Linked DNA regions of Homo sapiens: all the other regions are linked to region 2. A link is a contact called in ENCODE Hi-C or POLR2A ChIA-PET data. All regions are on one chromosome and are shown on one strand. The core of a region is the stretch at or near the end of the contact, and the rest is flanking DNA. Distances in the headings are between cores, read along the strand shown.

What was found. A loop is a pair of places that touch in the nucleus more often than their neighbours do. ChIA-PET counts read pairs that join two places held with the same protein, here RNA polymerase II (POLR2A). Pooled maps may share reads with other maps.
Region 1: a loop to region 2 is called in a pooled map, with 5 times the contacts of the local background. The contact joins two enhancer-like sites. A Hi-C loop is called at or near these places in 1 of 168 maps with a recorded cell type or tissue (CD14-positive monocyte) and 6 of 50 pooled maps. POLR2A ChIA-PET finds 5 or more read pairs at or near these places in 2 of 52 experiments (BJ and OCI-LY7).
Region 3: a loop to region 2 is called in a pooled map, with 3 times the contacts of the local background. The contact joins two enhancer-like sites. A Hi-C loop is called at or near these places in 3 of 37 single-sample maps with no recorded cell type and 6 of 50 pooled maps. POLR2A ChIA-PET finds 5 or more read pairs at or near these places in 1 of 52 experiments (CD4-positive, alpha-beta T cell).

What each region holds. Positions count from the first base shown.
Region 1 is chr12:45,667,793-45,670,492 of GRCh38, reverse strand. No RefSeq gene overlaps it. Among named protein-coding and RNA genes, the nearest start is that of LINC00938, 59 kb to the left of the region's middle. Within about 2 kb of position 1,317, at least 4 of the 41 ENCODE cell types and tissues checked have a DNase peak (open chromatin) inside an H3K27ac peak, as active enhancers do.
Region 2 is chr12:46,217,211-46,219,910 of GRCh38, reverse strand. The region is part of intron 5 of SLC38A1 (solute carrier family 38 member 1); the gene reads left to right. Among named protein-coding and RNA genes, the nearest start is that of SLC38A1, 50 kb to the left of the region's middle. Within about 2 kb of position 1,355, at least 15 of the 41 ENCODE cell types and tissues checked have a DNase peak (open chromatin) inside an H3K27ac peak, as active enhancers do; they include CD4-positive, alpha-beta T cell, where a contact is called at or near this core.
Region 3 is chr12:47,191,999-47,194,698 of GRCh38, reverse strand. All of the region lies in intron 2 of PCED1B (PC-esterase domain containing 1B), which reads right to left. Among named protein-coding and RNA genes, the nearest start is that of MIR4698, 5.5 kb to the right of the region's middle. Within about 2 kb of position 1,423, at least 4 of the 41 ENCODE cell types and tissues checked have a DNase peak (open chromatin) inside an H3K27ac peak, as active enhancers do; they include CD4-positive, alpha-beta T cell, where a contact is called at or near this core.

The DNA of each region.
Region 1 (2,700 bases), core at 68-2,567, 550 kb after region 2:
GAAAAGTGGTATTAATTTCTCCACCTCTAAGTGTAATCATGGCACTTCCCCTTACTAATTCATGTATCAGGTTTGTTGTGAGGATTATGTGAATTAATATACGTGAAATGCTTGGACTATTGCCAGGCACATAGTAAGCTCTCAATAAATGTTATTTTCTTATTATATTTATAGAATGTTAATTATTATGAAGGTGGGCAGCTTCTGATGTGACTGCCAATGATCCCAACTTCCTGGTATTCATATCCTTGTGTAATCCCCTCCAGTTGAGTGTGGGCTTAGTTACTTGCTCTTAATAAAAAGAGTATGACAAAAGTGGTGGAAATACTAATGTCTATTAACAGTAGACAGTGGCTTGTATTTTGCTGGACTCTATATCTTTCCCAGCTTTCACACTTTGCAAACTACCATGTTTGAGAGGCCCACCTGGCACAGAATTAGGGATGGTTTCTGTCCAACAGGCTGCAAGGAACTGAATTCTAACAATAACCATGTGAGTGAGCATGGAAGTGGATCCTTTCCCAGTCGAGCCTTGGAATGACTACAGCCCCACAGGACACATTGATTGCAGCTTGTGAAAGACTCTGAAGCAGAGTACCTAGCTAAATTGTGTCCAAATTCCTGACTCACAGAAACTGTGATTTTGTTCTTTTAAGCCACTAAATTTCGGGGCAATTTGTTATGCAACAAGAAATAATACATTTTTTTTGTTATCAGTATCATAATAATCATTATTATTAGCAATATAACATAGAGTTAAGAATATGACCTTATTCTAGAATCAAATGGCCTGAGTTTGAATCCCAGCTCTTCCACTTACTAGCTGTTTGACCTTATGTCAATTATTTTCCTCAACAGCAAGATGGAGCTAATAATAGTTGTGAAGAGTAAATGAATTAATACATGTAAAAACTCAGGCACTTAGTAGGTGCTGTATCTGCTGGATGCTGCTATTATTTAATGAAGTGGAAACCAGTACACAGACCCTGCTCCTGCTAGTATTAGCCATCAGCTCTGGTTTTCTGTTAAAATCTTTTGCAAACCAAGAATTCTTTCTAGTTTTAGTTTATAAATACATTCAGCCCAGTGCTGAGGTGAGAGGCAAACAGAAAGAATAATGGTTTCTACATTATTTTATGAAGAGAAACTGAAAGTCCTTTCAAGTAAACCTTCTTAAAGATAAGGAATTGGTTTCGTTCTCTGAAAGAGAAGTGAAATTTCATGCCATCTTGTCATCTACACTCAAATATTGCATATTACTTAGATGGATTACAGTAGACAGGGGGATAAGCCCTTAGTTTACATTCACAGTTCTTACATGGCAGGCTCAGAGTAACCATACTATTGAATGCTGAGTCAAACAGAAGCCACAGAAGTAATTAGGTTCTAGTAGTCCAAGAAAGAGCTGGGCAGAGGCAAGGTCTAAAGAAATAACTTCACTAGGTAAGAGATTAAAATTTGAGCCAGTGTAAGATCAGACAAAAGCAAGCTTGAAAACAAAGAGGTCATTTATGGAGGCAAAGATTAGGTGTCAAAAGACCTTTAAAGAACAAAAATAATACATCACATTTGTATAGCACTTCAGGGTTTACCACACGTTTTAACACACAGTATTTTATTAGCTCCTCACAACAACTGGGTAAGGCAGTGCTAATATGCTATTCTCATTTTGAAACAAGGCAATGGAAGATCAGTGGGGTTAAGTTACTTACTTGAGTTCACACAGCCACTAAGTGGGATTAGAGTCAAAACTTCTTTCTGATCTGTGTGATAGAATATTTGGTGTGATAAAGCCATTGGGTTATCTTTTTTCATCAGTTCCTGTGTCATCCAAGATAGGATTATTTAGGACTTAACATTCTTGACCAGGAATGTATACTCTGTGAGCAGGGCATGGCAGACACCTTGTAAGTGAGCTTGAATTTTGAGTTCCAAGTTCCAAGTAGGTTTATTTTATTCCAGTTAACAAACTTTGCTTCTCTCCATATTCCTGTTCAGTAGCTATTTTGTGAGACGTTCCAAACTCCCTGAAATCTTTTGATAAAAATTAAGTAAGAAAATGTTAAGTTCCATGGATATTCGAAAGTAATGACTCCCTATTTAAAAACTACCTTGCACTAACTACCTATGACATTTTCACAATATTTTATGGTATAAGTTTGGAGTTGATTTCAGTATAGAAACACCATTTAATATAATGCGGAAAATGGCCCTGGATTATGCTTTTTGCAAACCATACCCGTCATACAATATAGCAACATGAGGTTTTTTTTTTTTATCTAACCTTAAATTTATCCTTCATAAGCAAATAGTTTATATGTCAGTTTTTATCTTTCTTTGCCAAATACTATGTATCAGTAATCTTTATAAATTTTTACTAAATATAAACAATGTGCCTAGGACCCAGAGATGTCCTTAGGCACTGTAGTCTAGAAAAGGACATAAGTTATTATGTCCATGTTAGGGATTTTTTCCTCTCCTTCTAACACTCAATGCCTTCATTATGTAGCCAGTTGAGTGTTTCACGCTGAGGCACCCTTTCAAATGTGCCATTCTTTGGAATGGCCTTAGGATTCTAGATCTTCCTCTTACTCAGCTGGTCTACTGAGTGCCATATGGTATATTAGGTTCTCTGACGATATAGAGTCTTAGTAGGTAAAAATATATGCAAGCACATTCATTCATTCATTGCATAACTAT
Region 2 (2,700 bases), core at 106-2,605:
CCTATTTATGCTGAGTTGCCTCAGGTGCCTTGGTCCTATCCAAGGACAGCAGTGTGATCTCTGTTTTGGTACAGTGTATTTTTCTTAGCCTGCAACAGACAACTTAACTATACTGGCTATGGTTTTACAGCATTATTTACCTCCATGATTGGTAGAATGCCTTCTCTGCTCACTCATCTGGTTTACAGTAGGCCAGGTTGGAGTTATCACAGTAGAGCAGGTTAAGTGTGGTGCAGAGAGTTGGATTTTCAAGGTTAGCTTGAACTTTTATTACTCACAGAGTGGTAGTTGGTTTAATTAGAAAACTACTCCTTTGTGGGCCAGTTAGTTTTGCTTTGTTCTCTGGCCACAGACTTTACCTTATGTCAGGCACATGATTTCAAAGATCTGCATCTATATCAGGGGTCAGCAAGGGACAGCCTGCAGACCAAAGCCACCCGCAGCCTCCTTTTGTGTGGCTGGCTAGGTAAGATTGACTTTTAATTTTATAAAGGACTTTAAAAAAGAAAAGATAGTTGTAAAGTGTACATTGTTCCATGAGATCTTTATAACAACCCTGTTAATTACCCCCATTTTATAGATAAAGAAACTGAAACTGCCTTTGCAAAATTATAACCAAGGAAATTATGACAGTGAAAGAAATCAGACCTAACCAACTCTATCTTGCTTCTAACCCTTAAGCTGTCCTTGTTCATTCCTGGGCATAGGCCGAACTAACTTTGGGAAGGAATTCAGTTCATGGTTTGACTGAAACAAAATTGGTAACAGCCCTTTTCCAAAAAGACCCCCTTCTTGCCTGGGGTCCAGTCTGCCTTTGCAGGACTAACAAATTAACTACACGATTAGAAATTACAGTTTAGGGGTCATGCAGCCTCTGGCTCCAAGAGTCTGAACCTCCCCAAATTGCTCCTCGGGGTAACATCATTATTGTAAAACCTAAGATCAGTGCTTGAGATATTTTGCAGAGCTGTACTCCATGTATCAGCTGACACCACCCAGACTGGTAATCTCGCCCAACCAGTTCTGCCATTGCACCCAGGAACAGAAGACAGCAAGAAAATCTTACTTCACCCCCCTATGATTTCATATCCAACTTAACCAATCATCACTCCCCACTTCCCAAGCCCCTAGCTGCCAAATTATCTTTAAGAACTCTGATCCCCGAATGCTCTGGGAGACTGATTTGAGTAATAATAAAACTCCGGTCTCCCACACAGCTGACTCTGCATGACTTACTCTTTCTCCATTGCAATTCCCCTGTCTCAATAAAGTGGTTCTGTCTAGGCAGCAGGCAAGGTGAACCCATTGGGCGACTACAAAACTAAAATTAACGGAGGCTAAGCAACTTGCCCAAGATGACTGACATCTGTGGGGAGGAGAGCAACAAGTCCATTGGGTGCTCCTCTTAAACCGCCTATTTCTCCTTAAATGTGTCTTGTTACCACAAAAACAGAATGGGAAAATATGAATGAAGCCCCCAATCCACCTTTCTACCGGAACAAAAGTCCCAAATACCCACCGAGAACAGCATATTCCTTTACTTCAACAGTCACATGGGATTTTTCTGTCACTCAAGAGTTAACATCTTTAGAATATGATAAAGAGTAGGGATCTAGGTTTGAGGAGAAGGGAAACGACTTGTCCTTGTGGAGTGGGAAAAGAGGAACGAGGACACATCAAGAGTGTCAAGAGTTATAAATGGAGTGCCCACAAAACCCACAGCCCTCTACCCACTATAGGTTAAAAACAGGAAGTGGTAGTGGTACATGGCGCTCTTTCTCACTGGTACAACATCCTCATTTAAGCTCAGACCTCCCTTTAACTTTTTTACAAAGAACCAACTAAACTAAAATTCTATTTTTACTGGGATACTTCTTTTAGATTCCTCTTTCTTTTGAGGATTATATTAGATACTATTTGAATTGGCCATCAGCAATGCATATTTATTTTTCTAGACAAAACAAAATACCTAACTGACAGTGAGGCTAGTTTAAGAAAAGCTTTGCACCACAGAGCTTAGATTTACCTACAAGGAAAGAAATGGAAAGAACGGTACAAATAATTGCTCTCCACCTGTTTCCTGCCTGGCCTTTTAAAACCACCCGTTTAATTCCCTAATCTAATTTGTAAGCATTATACATGATCACATGCTACAAGGTCACCGTGTGCTGGTCTTCTGACCCTCAGAATTTTGAAATTTGATCAGAATTTAGTGACTAAGAAGTCCACTTTAGGACTGAATAATTATGTTTCTACTCCTTTCTGTAAGTATTTTGTGAGCTCCTTAATCAAACAGGGATTCTATTAATGAGCTTAAGACTTAAACAAATGCAACTCTCCCCTAAAAAGGGGTTAAAATAATAATACTGTCACTTGAAAAGTTCTTTATATTTTTATTGTAAAACTAAGATAACCATTAAACCATTTTGAAAATGCATAAAATAAATGAAATAAAGTATAAAGAAAACACGCAAAGTCTCTCTGTTCGGAGTGTTCAGGCTCACCTTAGACAAGCTCCATTAACATTTCAATGTATTTCATTCTAAGATTTTTGTTTGGTCTTATTTTTTACAGTGTTATTCCACTCTGGATGTTTGACTTTGATAGACAATGCAACGTGATGGGTAGGGACTTTGGAGTCATACTACCAGGGTTTGAGTGCTCTGACACTAGCTGTGTGACCTTAGACAAAATACTTAA
Region 3 (2,700 bases), core at 174-2,673, 970 kb before region 2:
CAGGTCATCTGAGGATATTAACTGGAGTACTTTGTCCCACAGTTCCCAGAAGAGCAGGAGACCTCAATATTCTAAGAAGCTTCACTGTTGAAAGTCTAAGTAGTTTGCCAAAAATGATTGATTTTCTTTACACTAAGGAAATTTCTCTTGTGTTTGCAATAAGTAGCTATCAAAGGGACATTTGTGGTTCTAAATTAGTTCCAGTACCTGTAAAGAGACCCATCCCAGCAAGGTGCGGTGGCTCACGCCTGTAATCCCAGCACTTTGGAAGGCCTAGGCAGGTGGATCACGAGGTCAGGAGTTCGAGACCAGCCTGACCAACATGGTGAAAGCCCATCTCTATTAAAAATACAAAAATTAGCTGGGCGTGGTGCTGCGCGCCTGTAATCCCAGCTATTCAGGAGGCTGAGGCAGGAGAATCACTTGAACCCAGCAGGTGGAGGTTGCAGTGAGCTGAGATCGTGCCACTGCACTCCAGCCTGGGCGACAGAGTGAGACTCCATCTCAAAATAAAAAAAGACCTATTCCTGAGAGGAGGCAGGCAGTGGGGAGACAGATGTGTTTCAGGAGCATGGAGGGAAGTTATCTGAAAAATGCTGGCTGCAAAGGGCAAGCGGCCACTCCTGCAAGGAGGTCTCAACACAGTATGACCAAGGGCCCTGCAGGTGGCAGAGCACAGCAAAAGCACAGCAAGAGCATGTGGTATTTATTCAAAGCCAAGGGAGGTAGGCAGGAAACCAGAATGCAGCTTAGTGAGGGCAAGAGCAAGGCAGGGCCCCAGCCCCAGCAAGACTGAGCAATGAAATGGCTTTAAAATAACAACAATCTGCAGTTATCAAAACTGGGGCCAAAATGGCAGACACCCTGAAATAAACTGGTGAAATGCAATCTTAAAACAGATGAACAGCAAATGAGCTAGAATCTTGGAGACTATTTGGTTGCCTCATATGATTTATAGGACTGGAGCAATGTTGCTGATCCTTATACTGAAATTTATGTCACGGGGAGAAAATATAATTCTAACTTACTAGAGAACCATGATTGAAGCTACTCAGGGCTGAGTGGGCAGAAGTATATCTTTGTCTCTGAGGGAAATTGTAAGACTTGCTTGTAGTTTATAAAAGTCATCCATAATTTTTAATCTTTTGTTTTGGGGGTCAGCCAAAATCCTACACCCTAACTATTGTAATCCAGGCGAGTGAAGGCAGTAATCTGAATTACCATGGTGATTGAGGGTTGGGGAGAAGGTGATGGGCTGAAACAATGACTGGAGTGGAAAGGGGGAAGGGGGCAGGAATTCAGGAATTGTGAGCAGGGAATTATTATAAAGAATGGTTCCCTGGTTTCTGCATTGGCTTGAACAACTCTGAGTGGACAGTGATGCTCATAGGAAGTGGGGACGGTCAGATGCCGGAATGCAAAATCCGGTCTCACTTTGTACTTCCTGTGTGAACCTGAGTCAGTTACTCAACCTCTCTGAGGATACAACAAATTTGAGAGTTCATATTTTGGTACATATGAGAGTCTATTAATTGTTAAGCCCTACAGTAAGTGATGAGAGTAATAAGACAAATAGAATACAGCTCTTGAATTCATTTTTTGCAGTCAGCTAGGAGAGACATGCAAAAACAATTAGCAAAATACAATGGGAGAAGCGCTAAAATATCTGTGTGCATAAAGCATTCAGTAAGCCCAGAATAATGTACTCTGCTTGCAAATATGGGGATAAGGAAGGTCTCATGTAGACGTGAGGAAAGAAGAATGGACATTGGAGCTAGGCTTGAATGAATAGTTTCACCAAAATACATTTTCTTTGTGATCTTAGACAAATTAATCTCTCCGAGCCTTAGTTTCCTCAGTTGGGGTTAATGATAGTACTTGTCTCAAGGAATGATGGTTAAATGAAATAATGCATGAAAAATCCTCAGCACAGTGCCTGTTACACAGCAAGAACTCCATGAATGTTTGCTATTTTTATTACCATTATTGCTATGGAGAGCCCTGGGAGTCAGTCAGCTCTGATGGACTCAATGATGTATCAAAGTCACAGCTAGTTAGTACCAGAGACTGGACCAGGATCCAGGCTGCCACTTTTATTCTCTAAAATGAAAGGAGAGCTCTGCCCTCGTCCAATTCCACTTTTTCCACTGAAGATTAAATTGGATTCTTTTATGTAAAGTGGACTCTCCAAGTGACTTTTCCCAAAGGAAAGTTTTGAATGAAATCATTTACCATTTGAATGAGCTCATATCCAAAAGGAGCACCCATTTGGATAGAGCCGATCAGTCTGCAGTATATACAATTTCACTTTGCTTACTGGTCATCTCCATTTTTTTTCCAGGCTACATATTTTTCTTATTTCAGCCTTCTAAACTCCCTGTTCTCTGCAGCCTATTTAATTGACTTTCATATCAAAGGAAAGTGAAAGCAAAAATAGGTTTTACTTATAATCAACATGCATTTACTGTTTGTCGTGATTTAGAAGCTCTTTGCTGGCACTATGGAAAGAGGCAAAAAAAAAAAAACAAAAAAAAAAAGCGTAGCCTCCATTTTTGAAATAGTTAAAGCAAGCCAGATCCACATAAAATAAGAAAACAGTAATTCTAGAACAATGTATAGATATTCTACAGTGATACGGGGTGGATTGAATACATTTATACAAAGGAGGCAAATTAAATTGGTGTTCTATTGAGTTGGAGT